3 separate regions of the Homo sapiens genome follow, and all the other regions are linked to region 1. The links are chromatin loops, found by intact Hi-C in ENCODE. Cell type or tissue: ascending aorta. All regions are shown on one strand.

Region 1 (8,000 bases):
CAACAGCAGCTCCACTACTGCCTTCCTACCAGCATTGCGTGTGGATTCTAATTTCTCCTCATCCTTACCAACTATTGTCTGTCTTTTTGATTCTGGCCACCCTAGCAGACATGGCGTGTGGTATCTCGTTGTGATTGCGACTTGCTTTTTTCCTGATACATCCTCTCGTGTGCTTATTGGTATCTATCCATTTCTGAATCTTCTTTGGAGAAATGTCTCCTCAATGCTTTGCCCCATTTTATTTGTTTGTTTGTTTGTTTGTTTATTTATTTATTTATTTAGAGACAGAGTCTCCCTCTGTCTCCCAGGCTGGCGTGCAATGGCGCCACCTTGACTCACTGCAACCTCTGCCTCCTGGGTTCAAGCGATTCTCCTGCCTCAGCCTCCCAAGTAGCTGGGGACAGGCACGTGCCGCCACCCAGATAATTTTTGTATTTTTAGTAGAGATGGGGTTTTACCATGTTGGCTAGGCTGGTCTCGAACTCCTGACTTCAGGTGATCAGCCCACCTCGGCCTCCCAAAGTGCTGGGATTACAGGCGTGAGCCACTGCCCCTGGCCCTTTGCCCCATTTTAAATTAGCTATCATTTTATTTTTACATTGTAACATTCTTTCTGTATCTTGGATACAAGTCCTTTATTTGTTATATCTACATAATATTTTACAACCCACTTTTTTTCCCCACTACACAATACGCTATGACAATTTCCATGTCAGATTTCCTTTATGATTTCATCTTCAGAAGCATAGCACTCCATGGCATGGCTTGGTGCACCCTGATGCATTTAATCACTACCTAACGTTAGTCATTTAGGTAACATCTCATCTTCTGATATTATGAACACGGCTACAAGAAACGTCTTCGTTGTCCAGTCTTTATATCAAACTGTGACTATTCCTTTGGTGTAATTTTCTAGAACTTTCCTGGGTAAAGGGGTGTACCTGGGTTTAAGGCTTATGGTTGACAAATCACCCTCTGGAAAGATGGTTCCAATGTTCACTCCCCACCCAGGCGTGCATGAAAACGCTCGTTTTGCTCATACCATATTGAGTCTTGGGTCTAATTTTGGCAACTATTGAGAGTCTTGGTGAACAGCAAACTCCTGGTGTGGAATTTCCCAAACTCTGTGCTATGAAAACACTAATCTAGAAGATGGTTGTTGGGGGGAAATCAATGCTAGTACAATAGTAGTTTTCTCTCTAAAAATGACTATTGTCTTGAATGTAAGCACCATAGTAAATTGTGTGTGTGTGTGTGTGTGTGTGTGTGTGTGTGTGTGTATGGTTTTCATTAGTTCATTTATTGGACAAGTATTTATCAGGCACCTGGGTTATTTATCTTTTTTTTATTGAGTTGTAAAAATTATTGATATATTCTAGGCACAAATCTCATACTAGATATATGACAAGATGTCTAGTACAAGGTACTGTAAATATTTATTTCCATCCATGGATTATCTGTTTCCTCTTTGACAGTGTCCTCTGACGCTTTTTAGGTTTGATGAGGTTTATATATACATTTTTCCTTTTGTTGCTTGTGGTTTTGGTGCCATAGCTCAGAATCCTTTGGAAATCCCCAGTGTCATGAATATTTATCCCCATGTTTTAAGAGCTTAAAGTTTGGGCTCTTACATTTAAGGGCTTGATCCACTTTGAGTTAATTTCTTGTGTATGGAGTGGGATGGAGGTTCCCCCTTCACTCTCTTGTAGGTGAACATGTTTTGGCTTCCTTGTTTAGAAGTCCTCTCTGAGTATTGTGGGGAGAACGAATTGTAGGGACAAGAAGGATGCCGGGAGACGGATTTCCCACTCCTCGGTGAAAATCTGCCTTGAAGAAGGTGTGCTCCAGAGCCAGCTGATGAAGATAGAATGTGATTAGAAAACCACAACTCGGCCGCCATCATGGTAATGATTGATGTTGGAAAGAGTCATCAGTAGATGCTAAAACTAGTGTGTGAAAATTTCATAGGTAACAGGATTTTTACATAGTCTCAAAGAACCTCTTCACAGGATACTAATTACAAAGGGTGAAGTCTTAACTTTAAAGTGAAGAAAGCTGGCAGACAACACCTTAATCAATATCAGCATCATCCATGCATGCACAGATAGACTTCATGGCCTCCCGACACGCGGCACCGAGAAGGATGCAATGGAACTTCTGCGGATTTCCTGCCCGGAATGCAAACCCTGAGTCTAACCATCGGGAAATATCAGACAAACTCCAACTGAAGAACTTTCTATCAAATACCTGGCCTGAGAGAAAGACCAGAAAGACTGAGGAATGTCCCAGATGAAGAAGACTAAAGAGATAAAAAAGATGTGACAACTGACTGCAACGCATAGTTCAGTATTTTCTTTGGTACACAAGCCTTTATTGGGACACTTGGTAAAATGGAAGTCAGGTCAGCAGATTTGATAGTAACACTGTATCCAAGCAATTCTGCTGGTTTTGAGGATTGTGCTGTCTTGAGAAAGAGAATGTCTTTGCTTTCAGGAAATACACATTGAAGTATTTAGGGGCACCAGGGGTGTTATGTCTTGGGTATCAGATTTTTTTAAATTTTCACACCAGCTTATTTTTATCCCTGTTTTCCAGATGAGAAAACTGAGGCTCAGAGCCGTGAGATGCGAGCCGGGGTGGAGGCAGCTCTGCTTGGTGCCTCTTCTCTTGCTGGTTTGTGCATCCACGACTTACCTCTGCCCATCTGCTTGGTGTGAGCAGGTGCAGCTCTGTTCTGGTCCCTGGTGTAGCCCCTGAGCCTGGCTCAACTGCCTGCCCCATGACAGGAGCTCAGTAAATACCTTCTGCGTGAAGGGCCACCATGGAACTTAGCACAATTAATATCTTGGCTTTGGGGCTGAACCTTGGCTCAAATTCCAGCTCTGCTACTCAGAAGCTGTGTAACTTTGGATAAGTTAACTAACTTATCTGGGACACAATTTTTCATATCTCATTCCTATTGCATGGCGGTTATGCTGAAGATCTAATAACACAGGCTGGGCATGGTGGCTCACGCCTGTAATCCCAGTACTTTGGGAGGCTGAGGCGGATGGATCATCTGAGGTCAGGAGTTCGAGAGCAGCCTGACCAATATGGTGAAACCCCATCTCTACTAAAAATACAAAAATTAGCCAGGTGTGGTGGTGTGCACCTGTAATCCCAGCTGCTCGGGAGGCTGAGACAGGAAAATTGCTTGAACGCAGGAGGTGGAGGTTGCAGTGAGCTGAGATTGCACCATTGCACTGCAGCCTGGGTGACAGAGCAAGACTCCTAAAAAAAAAACAAATCTAATGACACAATGATGCGGATAAAGTGCTTACTGCAACACCTGGCCTGGCACAGAAGTGCAGTTCACATTTACTGAATGAATGAGTGAGCAGGTTAGTGAATGAATGAAAGGTTCAAGTGACCTCTACCTCCGGGGGACGCTAGCTTGCCCTTCAGCAGTATTTATCGGAAGTGCCAGGGAGAGATTTGCTTGGAAATTTAATTGAACAAATGATGCATCCCCATCATCTGTGTGCTTCTGCGTGTCCTTCCTGCTCTCTCTCCCACCCCGTGGAAGCTCCGGGCAGCAGCCCCTGCCTACCTCATCCGTGTCTTTCCCCAGCACACACACACTGTCACGCGCGGCCGGCACACACGCCTCCTTGCTGACAACTCCTCCTGTTTCTCTTTAGGACGTATTGGCTAGGTGTGTCCCGGTGCCAGGTCATACCCAGGGCACTGAGCGACTGTGGCTTCTGATTTTGTCTGCCCTGCACCTCTAATTTCTTCCCCTGTGGCCCCCCAATCTTGCTTATGGACGGGGCTCCCTTGGCTCGGTCATCCTCCTCCTGGAGCTCCCCTGGGCTCCTCTCCAAGGTGCTCCTTGCTCCCAGCTGCAGGAAGCCCGCATCCTCTGGCTCATGGGCCAGGCTGGTGGTGCCTGTCCTTTGACGGTGCAGCACCTGCACTCTCGCACTGCTGCCCGAGCCCAGTGAGGCCAGCCCACCCTGCTTTCCTTACGAGCACGAGGTACTCGTGCCCTATTGACTTCCTCTGCTAACTGGGACTGGAGAGGCTGGCAGCTCAGGACGTCCGAGGCGGCTGCTGGGTTCTGCAAGCCGGACACCAAGCGGGCGCCACATCTCTGCCGGCCAGGAGGTGGTGCTGTCCCCTGGTTTATGGCCCGAGGTGAAGGCAAGTAGAGACTCTCCTGCTTGTCCTGAAAATGCTGCCTTAAGATCAAGGGAAAACAATAGGTATTTGAGCCAGTTATCTAGAAGGAAAAATCAAATCAAATCAATGAGCGCAGGCCTCTATTCAGGTCCTGCATCCGAGCTTTGAGGACCCGTCTTAGAGTGAGGAAGGGACTTCTTTGAGCCCTGCCTGGAAATCCTGTGGGAAAGGATGGCAGGGCTGAGACTCAGGGCTGCTTTTCTGAGAGACGGAGACGGCAGCTCTGGGCTGTGCACAGTCCCTGCCTCTTGCCCAATGCCCCTAGGAAAGTGACGGGGCCACCCGAGCCTCAGGTCCTCACCTGAGAAATGGAGATAAAAGTTCAGGCGCCGTGGCATGGTCGAGGCGTGGTCGGGCTCCGTGGCGTGGTTGGGCGCCGTGGCGTGGTCGACGGCTATAACTGAGCCTGTGAACATGCGGCGTGGTCCTGGCCTGCTGCCTGGGACACCCCTGCTTCGACTGGGATGTTGGTCCTGTTGCTATGGTCAGAGACTGTGGGGGCTCTGAGATACGCTTGTCACTGAGAGGGGCTTTGTTGGAGGATGCAGCCCTCTTGATGTCTAGGGGAGTGGGCCTGACATTTATGGAGCACCTGCCGTGTTCAGGGACCAAGTGCACACAGATGAACACCCAACCCCGCCTCTCAGACTCACAGGGGTAAGCGTGTCCTGCTCCCTCTGGAGTTTCTGGGGAACGTGGGCAGAGTGTGGTCTCTTCTGTCCCAGGTGCGTTGGAGGAAATGACTTTTGAGCTGAGTGTTAAGGGACAATTAGGATTTCTTAGGGGGAAGTCGTGTGGGAAGGGCATTTGACAGAGGGAACAGCCTAGGTGGAGGTGTGGAGGCAGGAAAGCATCCTGCATGGCTGAAGGGCTGCGGGGCAGCCTGGAGGAGGAGGACAGGCGGTGTGTGGTGGGTCCCTGCAAGTGTGGGCATCGCCCTAGGCCCATTAGTGCAGGCTGGGGTGTTCTTTAAGCCAGGGCAAAGAAATCCCTGACAAGGAGGGACAAGTGCAGGCTGCGCCAGTGTTTGCTCTCCTCTGAAAAAGGGTGGAGGCCACTGGCGAGGTTCCAAGTGGCTTTTCTCAGAGCTCAGAGATCTCAGCCTGAAAGTGCAGAAAGGGAAAGAATCCTCAGATTCAGCAAATCTACTATTTATGTCTCTTCTCTTCCTGCTCCTTTTTTTTTTTTTTTTTTTTTTTTTTTTTTTTTTTTTGAGATGGGGTCTTTCTCTGTTGCCTAGGCTGGAATGCAATGGCGCGATCTTGGCTCACTGCAACCTCTGCCTCCCAGGTTCAAGCAATTCTCCTGCCTCAGCCTCCCGAGTAGCTGGGATTACAGGTGCCTGCCACGATGCCCAGCTAATTTTTGTATTTTTAGTAGAGAAAGGGTTTCGCCATGTTGGCCAGGCTGGTCTCAAACTCCTGACCTCAAACGATCTGCCTGCCTCAGCCTCCCAAAGTGCTGGGATTATAGGCGTGAGCCACCATGCCCGGCCTTCTGCTCCTTTCTTTTCATTTTTATTTTTTTTTGGCGATGGAGTCTTGCTCTGTTACCCAGGCTGGAATGCAGTGGTGAAGTCACAGCTCGCTGCAACCTCAACCTGCTGGCCTCAAACAATTCTCTGGCCTCAGCTTCCCGAAGTGCTGGGATTATGGGTGTGAGCTGCCGCACCCGGCCATTGCTTCATGGTTTCTCCCTCTGGTCTCAAGGCCTGGGTGTTTTTTCTTTTCCTCCGATGCTCTCTGCAGCTTCATGCTTGGGCAGGCGACTTGCGGAGCTGTTTTTGCTCTGGGTTCCTGGGCCTGGGGCCTAGGGTACCTCTGTCCCTCGGACACCTCAGTCTTATGCTCAAAGAACCACCCCTAGACTTCAGAGGCGGTCACGGGAGGTGGTCTTAGGCCCCAGGCCCCTTCCGATGCCTCCTCTGTGCTTTCTCCCGCCCGCCTGCGCCCACCACCCAGGCAAGGTTAAGTTTGTAAAAGCTCCTTTTGAATCTCCCAGAGTTTTATCTGGAGGGCCGTCTAAATCACTTCGGAGGCTGTTGGCTGAACTCAGTAAATAAACACAGGGAGCCCTGGGGGCACTGTGACTTACGGTCTCCTTGTCATTTACCCCAGAATGCACATCAGCGAACAGTGCCTGCCATTCTAAGGGGCTCTTTGACTCTGAACACACACAGAGTCTCCTCCTGGGCTGATTCCCTGCACGCTGGCATTTGGCTTTCTGTAGAGAGCCAGCATCAGCCATGGCCAGGGTTAATTCACTATGGTGGGGACAGTGCCAGGGTTGTCTGGGCTCAGGACCCAGGGATGGTGTGGCTGCCCCCATGCGTCCATATGGAGGGCAGGAGGGATCTTGCTGGTGGGAGCAGGATTTAAATGCTTCGAGGTGACACAGGGCAAGATGACTGTCCCCAGTCACGAAATCATCTCACTGGAGTGCTTGGGGGAGGGGGCAGGGCCAAGCGTCCGCCTTGCCTCGCAGAACAACATTTTGGTTTTCACACTCACCACTGAAAAGTCATTAAATTGAAAGGAAACCTGTGCCCCGTTCCCTCCGCAGTCACGCCAGCGCCGTCCCCAGGCACCTCACAGTGTAGCTTTTGTTCAGGAGTCCGGAGTGTAAAATTGGAGTGGCAGATTGTCGGTGCACACATTTAGAATTTCCTGGCTTTCATCAGCTGCGCCACTCAAATGACAATATTTAATCCCAAATGTTTCCTTCCCTTACCCTACCCCCCCATTTCATGAGTCAGAGGGCTTCCCCCCACATTTGCAAAGTAGACTTCTCTTCCATTTCTTCAACCGTAATGAAAAGTATATTTACGATTTTTTTCCCCTATGTATTTGTGATTATACAAACTCTCCTGAACATTTTAAGGGGCCTTTCTTAGGAGAAGTTGACTTCCTGGTTTTGAGTTGAATGTAACTCTCCTTTGCTGGCTTCTCCGCTCCCACCATTCATTTCATAAGGACAAGGTCATGCACATTTGAATTCTACGGGTCGGATCTCATAGCAGTAATCTTGTGCCGTTTCATTCCATTGGATGTGGCTGGAGTGATATTGCTCATTGATTTGAGTCAGGCGGCTTTTTTGTTATTTAGGGATTTTTTCATTGCAGTCATTTTTATTAAAGAAGGGTTTGTTGTAGATGAGAGAATTAGCTGAAATTTAAAACTCGAAGTTTCTTTTTATTGCTTGGTCACTTTGTAGAATCCATTGTTTAGCAAGACAGCCCTTCTGAGGCAACCCAACAAAAAGATTTTCAACAACACATCTCATGTTGGTCCTCTGATATACAGGCGCATATGCATACCATCACAGTTTACATTTTGCAGTGTGCTGGAGAGTCTCCCAAGTAACATTTCATGTCAAAGAAAGCCTGTAAAAGCGTGTCTACGAGAAGCACTTTGGAGTGAGAAGCAGGTGTGACTCCTTGGTGTGTCAACCCGAGCGGGTTCCGATCCTCTGGTATCACTGGGTCCTGGGTTCTGACACGCGAGTGGATTCTTATACCTGGGCGGGTTCTGATACCTGGCTCAGACCCTGATGGGCTGACGGTGGGGTTCACATGTCCTGTGGCCAGGCTCCCGTGCCCAATGGTCCAGTCAGACACCCATCTGGGTGCTGCTGAGAAGGTGCTGGTGGATGTGGTCAGCCTCTCCCATCAGCTGACCTCAAGGGAAGCAGATTACCCTTGACAGTGTGGGTGGGCCTTATCCAATCAGGGGAGGACCTTATGAGCAAACTCCGAGGTATTTCTGGGAGGGAGGAATTCT
Region 2 (8,000 bases), 78 kb after region 1:
AAGCACTACCACACCTGGCTAACTTTTAAATTTTTTGTAGAGACAGGATCTCACTATATTGCCCAGGCTGGTCTCAAACTCCTGGCCTCAAGTGATCCTCCTGCCTTGGCCTCCTAAAGTACTGAGATTAGGCTGGGTGTGGTAATTCACACCTGTAATCCTGAGGCCCCTATCTCTACAAAACATTTAAAAACTAGCCAAATGTGTTGGTGTGTGCTTGTAGTCCCAGCTACTTGGGAGGCTGAGGCAGGATGATTGCTTCAGCCCAGAGGTCGAGGCTGCAGTGAGCCGAGATTGCGCCACTGCACTCCAGCCTGAGTGACAGAACAAGACCTTATCGCCTTTGTCTCAAAAGAAAAAAAGTATTGGAATTACAGGTGTGGGCTACCATGCCCAGCCTTTGTGAATGTTCTATGTGTACTCAAAGAGAAGGTTTTTCTTTTTCTTCCTTTTTTGCTGTTGTTGGTGTGGTGTAAATGTAAATGACATCCAGTTGCTTGATGGGGCCATTCTGTTCATTTTTATCTTTGCTGACTTCCTATTTGTTCTCTGAATTACCTAGAGAATAAGATTGAAGTCTCCAACTATAATTGATCATTTGTCTGTTTCTTCTTTTGGTCCTATCAATTTTTGCTTCATTATTTTCCTGTTACATTGTTTTTCTTTGGCTGCTTTCAGGATTGTTTCTTGGTCTTTGCTTTCAGCATTTTGACTCTGATGTGTCTAGGCATGGGTTTCTTTGAGTATACCCTTTTATGGGATTCACTGAACTTTTTGAATTTGGAGGTTTTGCTTTTTGACAAATTCGAGACATTTCTTTCCTCTGATGTTTTTCTACCCTGCATTCTCTTTTTTCTCCATCTAGAATTCCTGTGATGTGGACGTCAGGCGTCTGGTACAGGTGCTTCAGTCTCTGTTCATTTGTTTTTTTTCTGGTTTTAAAATTTTGCTTCTTTTTCCCTTTGTTATTCAGGTTGGACGATTTCTATTAATTTATCCTCACATTTAATGACTCATTGCTCTGTTATCTTGATTTTGTTATTGAGCCCATCTGGTGACTTTTAAAATTTTGATTATCATATTGTTTAGTTCTAACAGTTCAGTTTGGTTTTTCTGTATATCTTCTCTTTCTTTACTTACACTTTCTATCTTTCCATTTGCTTTACCAGTGTTTGCTCTTGCTTCTTGGAGTATTTCTATAATAACTGCTTCGAAGACTTTTCTGATACTTCCTTATTATTATTATTATTATTATTATTATTTTATTATTTTATTTTTATTTTTGTTTTTTCGAGACGTAGTCTCACTCTGTTGCCCAGGCTGGAGTGCAGTGGTGTGATCTCGGCTCACTGCAACCTCCGCTTCCTGGGTTCAAACTATTCTTCTGCCTCAGCCTCCCGAGTAGCTGGGATTACAGGTGCCTGCCACCATGTCTGTCTAATTTTTGTATTTCTAGTAGAGACAGAGTTTCACCATATTGGCCAGGCTGGTCTCATACTCCTGACCTCAAGTGATCTGCCCACCTCGGCCTCCCAAAGTGCTGGGATTACAGGCGGGAGCCACCATGCCTGGCTTTTTCTGATCATTGTAACACTGGTGTCATCTTGCTGTTGGGATTTGTTCCTTATCTTTACTTGTACAAGTTAAGATTTTCCTGTATTTTCATATGCTGAGTAATTTTGGTCTGTATCCTGGAATTTTGCATCCTATATTAGGAGGCTCTAGGTCTTGTTTAAATGCCATGGAGGATGCTGATAGTTTGGTTTCAGTGGTCAATCAAGGTGGTTGGATTCAGGCAACAGGTTCCGAGCAGCCTCTGCGAGCTGTGCTCCCAGTGGCCACTCAGTCGTCAAAGCAGGGCAGTGCTCTTCAGAGCTGTCCTGTGCGTGCGCCACCCAGTGGCCAGGCCTGGGCCTGGCGACGGTTTATCCTCGAGTTCCGTTCTCAATGTCTTGGGTCTGCTGTGTAGGGTCAAATGCGTGCCTGTGCAGTTTAAGGGTGAGCCCAGGATTCATGAACAACTTTAAACTGTCTCTTTCCTGATCTCTGCCCTCTCTGCAATCTCCCTGGCATTTTTCAGGCTCCCTGGGGCTTCCTTTTGGGGTTGTGCAGTCAGAAAGCTGAGCTGTCAGTTATTCTGTTTTGCCACATACTTCTCATAACTGTGGCCAAGTCCGGGACTAGGAGGTGGGAGCAGAGAGAGAGAGAGAGAGAGAGAGAGAGAGAGAGAGAGGGGGGGGGGGAGGGGGAGGGGGAGGGGGAGGGGGAGAGAGAGAGAGAGAGAGAGAGAACACACACCTGGGGTCCACTCTGATCTCGTGGAAACACAGATTTTTCTTATCAGAGAGGAAGGTTCTGCCCACTCTGAGTTTCAGGAGCCCATGGGCCATGCAGTAGTCACTGTCATTAGTAAAGCCACGGAATTGTTGGAGAACTGGGGTGCAACAGAACAGAAGAAAATAAAAAGAAAACTGAGATTTGCCTCATTGTCCCCCTTCCCTCTCCTGAAGCGCTCTTTCTCTGACCCTGGCACCTGTGTTCATTTTGAGGTCACTTTGAGTCTAGGCTGGGGATACTGGGGGAAATAATGGGAGACTCAGCTCTAGTTCAGTGAAACTGAATTTTTTTTTCTAGTCTGCCTGCTGGGTCTACAGTTCAGAGTCCTCACACAGCTGCTCCATGCATTCTTGTCGGACATCCCAGCTGCATTCGGTGGAGAAGAGGGTGGAGAGTGTTGACTCCACCTCATCCTCCATCCCAGGCCCTTCTGATGGCTTCTTCACTGTTTTAGTTGGGACAGTTATGGCTGCAGGTGGAAGCCTGCTAAATTCAAAGCTTAAGTAAAACAATGTTAATTTACTCACTTAACTGAACCGGGGAAAACGTAGGAATGGCTGGTTCCAGGGAAGTCTAAATCTGGAAACGCAAATGCTGTCATGTCCTCATCTCCCCCCTCCATCACAGGTGTCCACCTCTCTCTGAATTGTCATTCTGTTCCCTCCGTTGCATTGAGGCTTTCTTCATAAGGTGGGGTGCCTATGGCCAGGGAACACTCTGAGCTCTCATCCTTGCAGCATTTTCCTCATATTTCTCCCAAATTCCAGGATACAAATCAAAATTACTCAGCATACAAAAAAATCCAGGAAAATCTTAACCAACTTACTGCGTAAAAACAAGGAAGGGACAGAGAATGTCTGTCCTGTTCTATGATGGAAAATCCCAGGGCTGACTCTCATTGGACTGGCCTAGATCACATGCCTACCCTTTGGGCCAATCATGTGCTGAGGTGTGTGGGTGCCCCAAGGCTGGAGCTGGGAGGGGCAGTTTCCCCAAAGAAGGAAGCGAGGATAAAACACAGAGTGGAGTGCCTGTTACAATCCATGGTTTTACATGAAACTGAGTGTGCTTGGAGAATAAAAGTCACTAGGGGTATGGCAGTGCCAGCAACAGGGTGTGAGGGAACAGAACACAGGCAGGGGCAGGAGCTTGGAGGTCAGAGGTGGGTGGTAGGGTGGTTCTGATGGGTTTTGAGGGGCCAGGAGCTTTTAAAAGTAGCATGAGAGCCGGGACCGGTGGCTCACGCCTATAATCCCAGCACTTTGGGAGGCCGAGACGGGTGGATCATGAGGTCAGGAGTTTGAGACCAGCCTGGCCAACATGGTGAAACCGCATCTATACCAAAAAAACAAAAATTAGTTGGATGTGGTGACATGAGCCTGTAATCCCAGCTACTTGGGAGGCTGAGACAGAAGAATCATTGCAACCCAGGAGGCAGAGGTTGCAGTGAGCCGAGATGGCAACAGAGCAAGACTTTGTCTCAAAAAAAAAAAAAAAGAGAGTGAAAAAAGAAAAAGAAAAAAAAAAGTAGCATGAGAAATTCATCTGGCCTCACCTCCACAAACAGTTAAGACGGATGCTGTTCTGCTCCCTGGGGACTGACTCATTCCAGAGTGTGGGCTGCCAGTGTGACGTGGCTCAGCCTCATGAGGCTCCTGAAAAATGTACAGGCTTTGGAATCGGAGAGCTCAGGTCCAGCTGGACACTGCTGCTTATGAGCTGTGTGGCTTCAGTCTGCACCTCCTTAAAATGGGTGTAGTCCATAGCAAAGAGACCGAATCAACCTAAATGCCCGTGAATGGTAGACTGGATAAAGGAAATGTGGTACATACACACCATGGAATAGGACACAGCCATAAAAAAAAGAATGAGATCATGTCATTTGCAGCAATATGGGTGGAGCTGGAGGCCACTATCCTAAGCAAATCAATGCGGGAACAGAAAACCAAATACTGCATATTCTCACTTATGAGTAGGGGCTAAACATTGAATGCACATGGACACAAAGAGGGGAACAACCCACCTTCCTCCCATCCCATCTCCCACCCCTCTCCCTGACCCCTGGCAACCACGTATCTGTGTTCTATTTCTAAAATGTTACGTAACACTTTAAATGTTATTAAATGTTTTATGTAACATTTCAAAAATGTTACATAGATGGAATCATAGAGTAACCTTTTGAGATTGTCTTTTTTCATTTATCATAGTTTCCTGGAGGTCCTCCCAAGTTGTCCTGTGTGTCATTAGCTCCTTCTTTTTTCTTTTGTTCCTTTTTCTTGCCCAGTAGCACCCCACAGTGCAGATGAACCACAGTTCATACCTTCACCTGTTGAAGAGCAAGTGGGCTTGTTCTACCTCTCGGCTATTACAAGCAGAGTTGGTATGAACATTTGTTTACAGATTTTGCGTGAACCTCAGTTTGAACTTCTCTGGGGTAAATGCTCAGGAGAGCAAAGATCTGGGGGCAAATGTGATCATTCTCTCCACTTTACAGGTGAGGAGTCTGTGGTTAGGGGAGGTTTCTTGGCTGAGAACACTGCGTGGAGAGGTGACAGGTCAGAGTAGCACTTGTGTGTGTCTGACCCAGCACGTGAACTCTTAGTGGCCACACCTGATGGCCTTCTTCCATGTCTGTCCTAGCCCAGACCCAGCACTGGGGGATGGAGGGGATGTAGAGTGGATGGGACTGCCCCTCAATCACAGATGGCTCTAGTGTCCCCTCCGAGTCTTCCTCTCTGTCTCAGCTCTGGCTGTGGTAAGTGCATCCTCAACACTGCCTTTCTCATTTAAGTTGCAGCTCAGACTTCTCTTTGGCTGATCATTCTGGCTCAAGGACCCCCGCCTGGGCAGTGCGCCCGAGGGCCACAGTTCCAGTCCTGAGCAGGGCTACCCAAGGCCTGTCCTGGCCATTTGCAGATGTGCCTTTTGTGTCTGTTCCCTCATGAGACTGGGAGTTGAGGGCTGGGTCTCCATTCGCTGACGGGTCCCTGAGGCTGAGCACAGTGCCCAATACGTAGTGTGCACTTAGTAAGTATCTTACTACTGACCCGCAGCGTTGTTTAGGAAGATGCGTGTTCATGCTGGGAAGGCTGGGCGGGCTGCTCTGGAGCTCTGAGACTGTTTATTACTGAAAATGAGCCCAAGAAAGAACATTCAATAGTGGGAGTCTGAGGGCGAGACCTAGTGCCTGAGACTCCCTCACGATGCAACCAAAATGGTGTGGGTGTTTTGTTGTTGTTGTTGTTCTGGGTGTTTTTGTTGTTGTTGTGGGTTTTTTTGTTGTTGTGGGTTTTTTTGTTGTTGTGGGTGTTCTTTTGTTGTTCTCGTGGGTGTTTTTTGTTGTTGGTTTTTTATTGTTGTGGGTGTTCTTTTGTTCTTGTGGGTGTTTTTTTTTGTGGGTGTTTTTGTTGTGGGTGTTTTTTGGTGGTTGTGGGTGTTTTGTTGTTATTGTGGGTGTTTTTTTGTTGTGGGTTTTTTTTTGTTGTTGTGGGTTTTTTTGTTGTTGTGGGTGTTTTGTTGTTGTTGTTGTCATTTGGTTTTGAAGCAGGTCTTGCTCTCTTGCTTAGGCTGGCATGCAGTGGTGCAATCACTGCTCACTGCAGCCTTGACGTCCTGGGCTCAAGTGATTCTCCTGCCTCAGCCGCCCAATGGGACTACAGGTGTGAGCCCCCACACCCAGCCTGGGTGGTGCTGTTGTTGTTTTTAGAGACTATCGCTTGTTGAAATTATTAGATACTCTGTGGTGTTTGCGGGTCCCACATGGTCAAATACCCCTGTATTTTATCTCGTCAGTTTCAAGGTGCCCCCTGCACTGCCCCGTGGTCATCTTTGGTCATTTTTATTGCAAGGTTTTGAGAAGTAATTTTCAAGCAGAAATAGCACCCGCTGAACAGTCCATGGGCTTCCCGAGGGGCTGCGATCTGTCAGAGATTGAGCCTGTGATCCAGGCTTTGTCTCCAGGCATCACTGTCACTGCATCTGTTGCCAATGGGCTGGGAGAGGTAAAACCCTGGGGATGCTCTCGTATGGGTCCTGCAGTACAGACGCCGCCAAGCACCCTGACTGGCCAGGAGGAAGCCTGTCTTACTATACCAATGTAATCGGCAAAAGCAAACAGGATGAGGCATTCAGTTGATTGAAAAGCGGTGAGAGTTCATGCTGGCCCGTGGGGCTCAGGCAAGACTCTTCATTTGCAAGTCACACAAACAGCTTCGTTGTTCAGAATGGGCTGGGCTCTGTGGCAGTGAGAAACAGTCCCACGTATCAGGGTCACAGTGCAGCCAATGCTGATTTCTCACAGAGATATAGTCAACTGTGGGCAGATATATATATATCTGTGACTATATCACAGAGATATAGTCAACAAATGCTCACCAGGACAGCTACCGCCTATAAATGTGCTCAGCGTCCAGGTGGCTTTGATCTAGAGGCACCTCCATGTCAGCACGCACTTCCTCTGGGCTGGGCAAGGGAGAGCTAAAGAGCAGAGGTTCCAGCCACAGGATGCTTCTGCCCAGGGGGCACATGTCACTTCCATTCCCATTTGCTTGGCCAGAGCAGGTCATGTGGCCACACTTTACATCCAGGCTCAGGAAGAGGTGGCTCTGGCTGTGGGTTGGCAGTAGTGGCTCCCACCTTCGAGGCTCTCCTGAAGTGCAGAACACAAGGCAGCAGAGAGGCCTGGCTTCAAACCCTGGCTCTGCTTACTGGTTCTTTTTCTTCTTTTTCTTTTCTTTCTTTTCTTTTTTTTTTTTTTTGAGACAGTCTCACTTTGTCTCCCAAGCTGGAGTGCAGTGGCACAATCTTGGGTAACTGCAACCTTTGTCTCCCAGGTTCAGGTGATTCTCATGCCTCAGCCTCTGAAGCAATTGGGATTACAGGCATGTGCCACCACTCCTGGCTACTTTTTATATTTCTAGTAGAGATAGGGTTTCACCATGTTGGTCAGGCTGGTCTCAAACTCCTGGGCTCAAGTGATCTGTCTGCCTTGGCTTTCCAAAGTGCTGGGATTATAGGTGTGAGCCACTGCGCCTGGCCTGCCTACTTGTTCTTGTGAGCTTTGTGCCCTGGTGTGAGCTGTTCACCTTTGTGCTGATTAATTTAATGTCAACTTGACTGGGTGAAAGTATGCCCAGGTAGCTGCTTAAACATGATTTCCAGATGTGTCTGTGAGGGGATTACTGGAAGAGGCCAACATTTGAATTGGTGGACTGAGGAAAGCAGGTGGCCCTCCCCAGTGTAGGTGGGTGCCATTCAATCCGTTGAGGGCCTGAATAGAACAAAAAGGCAGGGGAGAGTGGGGTTTGCTGTCTGCCTGGCTGCTTGAACCAGGACATCCATCTCCTGCCTCAGCACTCCTGGTTCTCAGATCTTCAGATCTGGACTGGAATCTATGCCCTTGGCTGTCCAGCTCTCAGCCTTCCCACCACACCACCTGGACCAACTACAACTGGACCGACTTCCAACTACAGCACCACCACCAGGCTTTCCTGGACCTCCAGCCTGCAGACAGCAGATTGCGGGACTCCCCAGCCTCCATCGTGGCATGAGCCAATCCTTATAATACGTATATACTGCTTCTGTTTCTCTGGAGAACCCTGATGAATGCAAACTCTGCATGCTTTGTTTCATCAGCTATAAAATGGGGACATAAATAGTGTTTC
Region 3 (8,000 bases), 210 kb after region 1:
AAGGGCCATAGGTAGGGGCTGTAACCCCTGGAGTCTTTCCAGGCTCTCAGGAGAGATCCGCTGCCAGCTGACATCTGGAAAGGCAAGTGGGATCCTGAGTCAGCATATTTCGTCCGACGGCATCCTGGTGTCCAGGTAGGAAAACAGCCCTCCCGTGACTGTGGGCTCAGCCAAGCCTATTTTCCAGTCAAGTCTCCTCTGAATCCAGCGTTTTCCCCTTAGGCTTCCTTTCTGATTCCTGTTTCCTAAAACAGTTTTGGTGAAGAAATGAATGGAGTGGAACGTGTTTTTCTTAGCTCTTGGGTTTTCATAACCAGCCTTAGCAAGAGGCGGCCCCTCAAGTCACCTCCGCTTACGAGAGGCAGTCATGGCCTAGTGGCCAGGTGCCCAGACCCAGGACCAGGTGGTGGGGTTAAAATCCCAGCTCTCCCAGCACTTTGGGAGGCCGAGGTGGGTGGATTGCTTGAGGTCAGGAGTTGGAGACCAGGCTGGCCAACATAGTGAAACCCTGTCTCTACTAAAAATACAAAAAATATTAACTGGGCATGGTGGCATGTGCCTGTAATCCCAGCTACTCGGGAGGCTGAGGTGGGAGAATTGCTTGAACCTGGGAGGCGGAGGTTGCAGTGAGCTGAGATCGTACCACTGCACCAGCCTGGGTGACAAGAGTGAAACTCCGTCAGAAAAAAAGAAAAAAAAGAAAAAATCCCAGCGCTGCCACTTATGAGCTAAACAGCAGTTGGCAAATCACTTCTCCTCCCTTGACTTGGTTCTCTGACCTGTAAAATGGGAATGAAACAGCCTCTGCCTTCTAGGGGACTTGGTGCAGTGTGGTGAGGGTTATAGGTGTTAACATGTGCTAGGTACTTAGACTGGCTGGTTGGAAGCACCATATAAACATAAACTCTGACAATTTTTTCTTGTTTATGGTTAGAACTAGCTGAAGTTTATTTTTAAATGCCACCACCAGTTAAGAAGTGCCATATAAACATCTGTGGCTCAGACTAGAAAATAACGAGGAAGGACTGTGAATGGGAGGATCCCAATGTGTCAGGCATTTCCAGCACTCTCACTGTGCCTCTTCTGGTGCCTGACCGCCCCCACCCGCAAGAGATGGTCAACAGCCTCACGGAATATGAACAACACCCACCTTTAACATTTTGAGTGTGTATTTCATGCTAGATAGCACTGATGACCTCTAATCCTCACAGCCTGGGAAGTAGGTGAAATTTTACCCATGAGGGGAGTAAGCAAGGATCAGAGGTTCAGAAACGGCTGAAGTTCTCTGAGCCCGGAAGGGCAGGAATCGGGCTCCTGTTCACAGGGGCCTGAGATTCCAAATCCCAGTGCAAGGAGTTCCCCAGTGTCCCTCCTTTTTTGGCCTTCTGTGAAATGGGAGCTGGCTGGAAATGCATCCCCCCATTGTGGAGGGGCCAGGATCTGCTCCCCCAAGCTGCAACTGGCCTGGGTTCCAGTGCAGAGAGGAATCCCATCGCACAGGGGTTGCGCCATGCAGGGCTGGCGCTGGCCACAGCAACATCCTCCCAGCCTCTCCCTGTGTGCACAGCTTCTGAAGTCATGGGACCACCCCCGTCCTCCAACCTCCACCTAGAGGAGCCGGAGGAGGGCGCCTGAGTTTGTCCCACCACCACCCGGTGGCATCCCCTTGGCTGCAGAAATGGAGGAAACTGCAAGAGGGCTGGGCTGACGCTTGGTGTGGAGCATGGTCCCAGGGTCAGCCCAGCGGCCATGCCCGCATCCACAGTGGAATGATGGTGTCTGCAGATGTCTCTCCCCAGGGAGGACACCAGGGTGGCACTGCTTCTGGTTTATATGCACTGCTGTGTCCGTCTCTCTCCCTCCCCATCTCTATCTGTCTCTCTCTCCCTCCCTCTGTTTCTCTATCTCTGCCTATCTCTATCCCTCTTATATCTGTCTCTGTGTCTCTCTTTGTCTCTATCTCTGTCTCTCTCTTCTCTGTCCCTCTCTCTTTCTCTCTCTCTCTCTCTAACCAGGGACAGGGCCCATCTCCTGCCAAACCCGGCAGGGGGGACCATCTCCTGCCAAAGCCTGACGGGGAGGCACATGTTGAGCCAGGAACTCCCAGGTAAACCATCACCCCGGAGTCCCCTCCCAAAGGAGACCTCCTCTGTAAACCTGTGGCAGGTTTGCAGACCGTGGGTGGGCAGACTCAACCCTTCTCTCTGGCCTCCGAGGACGGGGTAGTATTATCCTTTAATCCCAGTTGACAGGCTTACACTGGACTGTAAATTGGTTCGCGTCAACTGCGAAAGGAAAGCAGAATTTCAGTTTATTTAAAGTGATCTTGTCACTGCACTCAGCGCCATGGGACATTAGCGTAACAAATAAAAATGAATGAGAATACAGTTTAAACAACTTGGCTTTCATTGTCGTCACTGCAGCAGACGCTCCAAACACCCCTGTCTTTGCTGAGATCAGTCTCAGAAAATGTCCTCCGAGATGGGACCCTGCACGGAGTGGCCTCAGGTGGGAGGCAGGAATAGCTGCGCATTGGTGCGAGTTTTTTGTTTTGTTTTGAACGTTGCTACTTTCTGAAAGTCTTTTCCCAGGAAATACCAAACTGGAAGAGAACAGGCGAAGAAAAAAAATCCTATCATTTTAGCAGTGAATTTTTTAAATTACTAGACTTTATTTTTTAGAGTAGTTTCACATTTACAGAAAAACTGAGCAGAAATAGAGTTCCCCTCTAATCCTCCCCATGCCCCTATTATTCTCGTCTTGCATTGGCGTGTTATGTTTGTTACAACCCATAAGCCAAAATGGATACATTATTATTAACTAAAGTCCACAGTCTGCATCAGGGTTGACTCTTGGTGTTGAATATTCTATGGGTTTGGACAAATGTAAAGAAAATGTAAAGAAAAATATCCAGCCCTAGAGTATCATACAAATAGTTTTGTCACTCTAAAAATCCCCTGTAGTGGTGACATTTTAAAGCAACTTAAAAAAAAAAAGGAACAGTCCCAACTTTCAGAGCTGCATAAAAAGCCCAGGAGTTGGATGCCTGATGAATACACAAGTGAGGACCGACTTATTCCCATCAGTGCTCGGCAAGGACCTGAAACATGGCTGCGGTAGAGGCACTGCACCCAGAGGATAGAACACGGCTCAGGAAGGGAGCAGAGGACAACATGGGGACGTCTATAGAACATATGAGTGCATATATGTACATATGTACACGAAGGGACGGCCTGTGGGGAGGTGTGTGCTGGCCCATTGGGTCGGGCTAGACTTTCCTTTCTCTGCTGGACTCAGGAGGCAGCGGTTGTGGGTGCCGGGGCTTGTTGATTCTGTGGGTGCATTGCCACATCCGTGACCGTGCAGCGGTGCCAGCACTGAGGCTGGCGGGCACCTACGCAGGAACCAGACTGAAGGCAGAGCCCCTCTCCTGCGCGTGCTCTCACCGACGCGTCTGGCACTGGGCTGTCCTCCCTTCCTGTGCAGGGACACTGCAAACACAGGCCTCCAGCCGCCTTTGCCCGGGGATCCAGAGATCATAAATTGCTCTCTTGCTTTCTGGGGGTCCAAGGTGAGTAAGCGGGTGGCCTCGTAAAGTCCCGCGGACAAAGCGGGTTCTTATGTCCACACAGCAGTGGCCTGCGGGACATGGCCACTCACGGCTCCGGGAGCTATGCGGCCGCAGCTCCCACTAGCCAGTGTCCTAAAATAGACGCTCACAGGCCCTGGTTGGTTCCAAAGTGTAGGGTCCAGAAGGTATTTGTGTATAAAAGAAACCCTCTCATGCCTGTGTGCGCTTGATTTATTTGCTCTAATTCATGATCCTTCACTTTCTGAAAGGCAGGCGCTGGATGAGATTCCTGGGGGCTGACACATTCCCCTCCCCGACCTCGGACGGCTGGGGCAGGATCCCTTTTGTGCTCCAAGTTGCCGGGAAGACAGGCCTTGGCCACTTTCCTCTCGCATTCCCTGGCTTTGGTGTTAAATAAGATGAAAAAGCACTAATTTGTAACACATCCCTGTGGGCTGTTGTCGCATTTGCTCGCTGATCTGCCCAAATCAGACATTAGCGGCGCACGCAGGGTCTTCTTGGGAGCTGCTCCTGGCCTCCCATATAATTCTGAATATACTCAAAGACGGTTCACTGACTGCGCTCTCCTGCATTTATTCTTCCAGCTGAAATTTTCCTGACTTTTTTCCCTCTCATTTTATTAGGTTAATAAAACTTGGTTTTCGAGCATTTGGCTGCCCCAGGAGGGCCATCGGCCCCATGTCCAATTCATCAGGCGCTAATGAGTGGCCTCGCAGGCCCCGGCCCTCCAGCCCCGAAGCTCTCCGTGGCTCGTAAAGGGGAGGCCCACGGGCTGTGCTGTATATTTTGTCTGTTGGTTTCCCAAATTCTCTCGCCAGCTCGACCGTCACTTTTTGGGATTTATTTGAGGCCGACAGCACCGTCAGGGAGCTCCTCCGCAGCCGGACCCTCCTCCCTGGCCCGGGCTCCACACACCCCACACACTCAGAGCCGTAAAATAAAGTCTGCAATAAAACGAAATAGAAATGTGTCGATGCTGCATTTTAGAACATTCCAGCAAAAGGCTCTGGGAAATGCCTTCGTTTACATTAAAGAGGGAAGCTCCGTGGGAGCAGGGGTAACACAGTCAGAAAAAGGGCCTCTAGGAGGAAGACACGACCTGGTGTTTCAAATAAATAAAGTAAAAATAAAACGCAGTCGGGTGTGCGCACGCATGAAATCTCTAAACTCTTTCTGCACGTACATTTATGTCGTCCCTGGTTTATTTTTTTGGCATTTTAGGGAAAGACCAGTGAAAGAGAAAAGTGTATGGCGCCTGCCTTCTGGGTCAAGGAACTGGGCTCTGTCTCCCTTCTAGAACATTCTTGTTTTCTCTTCCCCCACGGGTACACCCTCTCTCTCGCTCTCTCACCTTCACCAAGCTGTCAGCTCCCTGCTAGCCCCAGGCGTGGGGTTGTGTCAGCCACAACACGGTTGAAAACTAGAATGTGAGCAGCCAAGAGCCCGGGGAGTATTCACTGGCGCAGTGGCCTAGGACCCGGAGAGGTGGGCGGGGGAGACGGCCGCTAGGTTATTGGGTCCCCGAATGTCCACGTGGCAGCTGGCCTTGTCAGCGTTTGTAACAAGTGTCCTGGTCCCTCTCCTCCACCTTAAACATCTAGAAAACGCCTTGCCTTCCCTTGCACTCCACCCGGGCCTGTGCCACCGCTAATAAATCACGCCCCAGGCCTGCGGCTCCAGGGAACGTTACCTTGCCCCCCTTGGCGCCTGCCTTGAGCATGGAGGGCTCTGCGCATTCTGCATGCAGCAAAAGGAGAAATGCCAAAGCCGCCTCAGACGGTTCTCCTTTGAAATTTTCAGCACCGTCCTCCGTGTGGTATTGTCCACTTGGCCCCCACGCCAGGCAAAAGACTGTCCATACAATTGGCTGGGTTTGGGGGAAGTTCTTTGGGTCCCTAGGACATGAACAGGCAGGGTGGTGGCTCCCAGGCTGTGGGGGGCATAGCAGGGATCACTGCCCCTCTGCTACGGGGTCCTTGCACTTGTGGGCGAGGGGGATTCTAGGGCAGTCTCTGGGGTCACGGGGACTGTTCTCTGCCTTGGTAGAGGTGAAGGTCCCCTCACCTTCACACGCTAAGGCCTGCGTGGAGATGCCGGCTGGCTGCAGAGATGACAGGGCACCTCTTCTGAGTCACTGGCCCGGCTGGCATCTCCTTCCTCCAACTGGAGAAGATGCCACACAAAGGGCGTCACTCTCAGTGGTGGCTCAAGATGCCCACGGCCCGGGATCTGCACCGCAGCTTCGCACACCGTCCGGGGTGCCAGGGAGGCCCTGTGTTGTTGGTGGCTTAGACGCTGCACGTGGGGGGCCCTGAGCAGCCATTTCCATGGGGGCTTGGATGGAGTCGGCCGGTTTCCTGTCCCTTGAAGAGCCTCAGCCCAGCCCTGGCTTTTCTTGGTTGTCTCCATTAAAGCTCTAGGTTCTCAGGGGTCCTTGTTCAGAATGTCCTACCCGGAGCCGGCCCTTCTCCCCCGCACACTCCTCTTAGTAGATTATCTTCTGAAAATATACTTTGAAGGGCTTTTGTTTTGTTTTGTTTTCCCTACTTGACACTCTTGAATAAAGTAGGCCATTTATCTTTCGGGCAGAAGAATTTCAACAGTGAAGCTGCGCGGTGCAGGCTCCGTGCGGGGAGGCAGTTTTACGTTTTTTTTTCATCACGGGTTTATTTCTGTCTTAGCTTCCCCTAAAGTTTGTAGCCTTCCTCCCCTCCTTCTAACGAATCCCCCCAACTGTCATCCTCTCCCCTCACCCCCCTAAATGCATCCAGCCCACCTCAAGCTACTCGAACTGAAAGAAGCACTCATGGCCAGGCCGCGTGTTTGTTTAGGCTCACCCTGTGTTAGTCCATGTGAAATGCAACAGAATGGAGAAAAATGTAATTCTTTGCCGGCTTTTGATCAAAGAGAGGACTTTAAAAAAAAATTCAAGATGGATTTCTGAAGGACAATTTTATACACATGCTGCGTGTTTCGGAGCTCCAGTATTTAGGTGATTTTGGGGAAAAAAAAATCTTTTTTCCTCTTTTGATCCCAGAGAGAAAACACTCGCACAAACACATCTCCACCCCACAAACACTGCAAGATGCCATTTTTCATAAGTCTAACCGGCTGAAAAGAGGAAGCATTTCTCTTCCAATTTATCAACAACACAAGAGAATGTAAAATACGGCCCTACTGCAACAGGCAATCTCTTTCTTGCTTTTGTGGGAATTCAGAGCAAAGTTACCCTTGTTGCTGAGGCTAATTGCAGGACCCAGGATGTCCGGTCTGGGTCCTTGAAACACACATGCGTCCACACTTCCTCCATCCATCTTAATTTCACAACCAGCATTAAACGTACGTTTCTCCTCTAACTCCCTCAGCTTCAGAGCAAATGCAAATAAAAAGTGCTTAAAATGGCAAACATTTCCTGTCATTGAAGGCCTTCGTTAGGGTGGGGGTCGCTGAGTTCTAAAGTATATTTTCATAGGAAAACTCATTTCAGATCGTCGGCAGGAGCTTAGACTGTTCATACAGCGAAGTTTGGGGTTTGCGATCAGCCTGAATTTATTGCAGTCAAGTGACCCTTTATAGGATGTAGATGTAGGAGAGCAAAGATTCCAGATTCAAACTTGGATTAACCTGGGGCCCAGCTCAGGTCACAGGAAAAAATTAAAATATACTGAAAACTGTCCTCTTCCCCTCCCCTCCCTTCAATTCATTTTCTGTTCCATTATGGAAAAAAAACCCCAAATTTGGAATTTTAATGTTGTTTTTCCTCCATTGGTTGTTTAGTTAGTGATTTTGCCGACTTCCTGGATGTTCATTTCTGGTTCTGCACAAAAGAGTCACATTTCCTTTTGGAATCAGGACCAGGAGACAGAAGCGGACTCGGGAACTGTGAGTGCCCCCCGGTCTTCCCCGGCGCCTCTGACCCCTTCCTCCATCTCGCCGCCTTCCCTGCCTTCAGCGCGGAGTTCCCTTTCTCCAGGGCTTCTTGTCTGAACTCACCCCCTCGGCTCTCAGCACCATTCTCCACTTTTAGGAAAAGAAACTCTACAATTTCTATGCAAACATCGGATAAGAAGGGGAGGGGGAGTGACTTTGATTTTCATTTTAAGACTCTGAAAGACGGAGAAAGTAAGCAGAAGCGGGCTGGTGTATTTCAGAGGCTCCCAGTGAGTCCCTACTAAATTTACCTAATAAAATGAATTTTTAAAATTTTCGTTTTCTCATTTCATTCCAGCAGAAAATGAGTTTGCCTTTATAATGTCCAGATCTTTCCAACTCTATTGAGTGAGAAATTAACTTACAAAATTTAAATACTTTGGTACACACATGCACACACACCCGAAATGAAGTAAAGTGTGCCTGTAACACAATAGCAAGCCTGATTTTAGGGTCCTAGGACACATTTTTTTTAATG

The links. Peaks named below come from ENCODE experiments on the same cell type or tissue, not always from the same donor. Only the 100,000 strongest peaks of a DNase experiment are listed, where the experiment ranks them.
Region 2: it touches region 1 in a loop (4-fold over the local background); 40 of 110 quality-filtered maps call a loop at or near these places.
Region 3: a loop joins it to region 1, with 4 times the contacts of the local background. A loop is called at or near these places in 60 of 110 quality-filtered maps.

The regions. Positions count from the first base shown.
Region 1 is chr16:87,274,947-87,282,946 of GRCh38, reverse strand. The region is part of intron 3 of LOC101928682 (a long non-coding RNA gene); the gene reads left to right. Among named protein-coding and RNA genes, the nearest start is that of C16orf95, 38 kb to the left of the region's middle. RefSeq lists an enhancer at 3,399-3,904. In ascending aorta, a CTCF peak has its summit at 4,143 (motif pointing right); a DNase peak (open chromatin) is centred at 4,136; H3K4me3 peaks cover 811 bases.
Region 2 is chr16:87,197,260-87,205,259 of GRCh38, reverse strand. No RefSeq gene overlaps it. Among named protein-coding and RNA genes, the nearest start is that of C16orf95, 120 kb to the left of the region's middle. In ascending aorta, a CTCF peak has its summit at 1,901 (motif pointing left); DNase peaks (open chromatin) are centred at 1,899 and 3,969; H3K27ac peaks cover 2,881 bases.
Region 3 is chr16:87,064,404-87,072,403 of GRCh38, reverse strand. No RefSeq gene overlaps it. Among named protein-coding and RNA genes, the nearest start is that of LINC02181, 11 kb to the right of the region's middle. In ascending aorta, no CTCF peak of the experiment used is centred here; a DNase peak (open chromatin) is centred at 3,909; H3K4me3 peaks cover 3,795 bases; H3K27ac peaks cover 4,900 bases.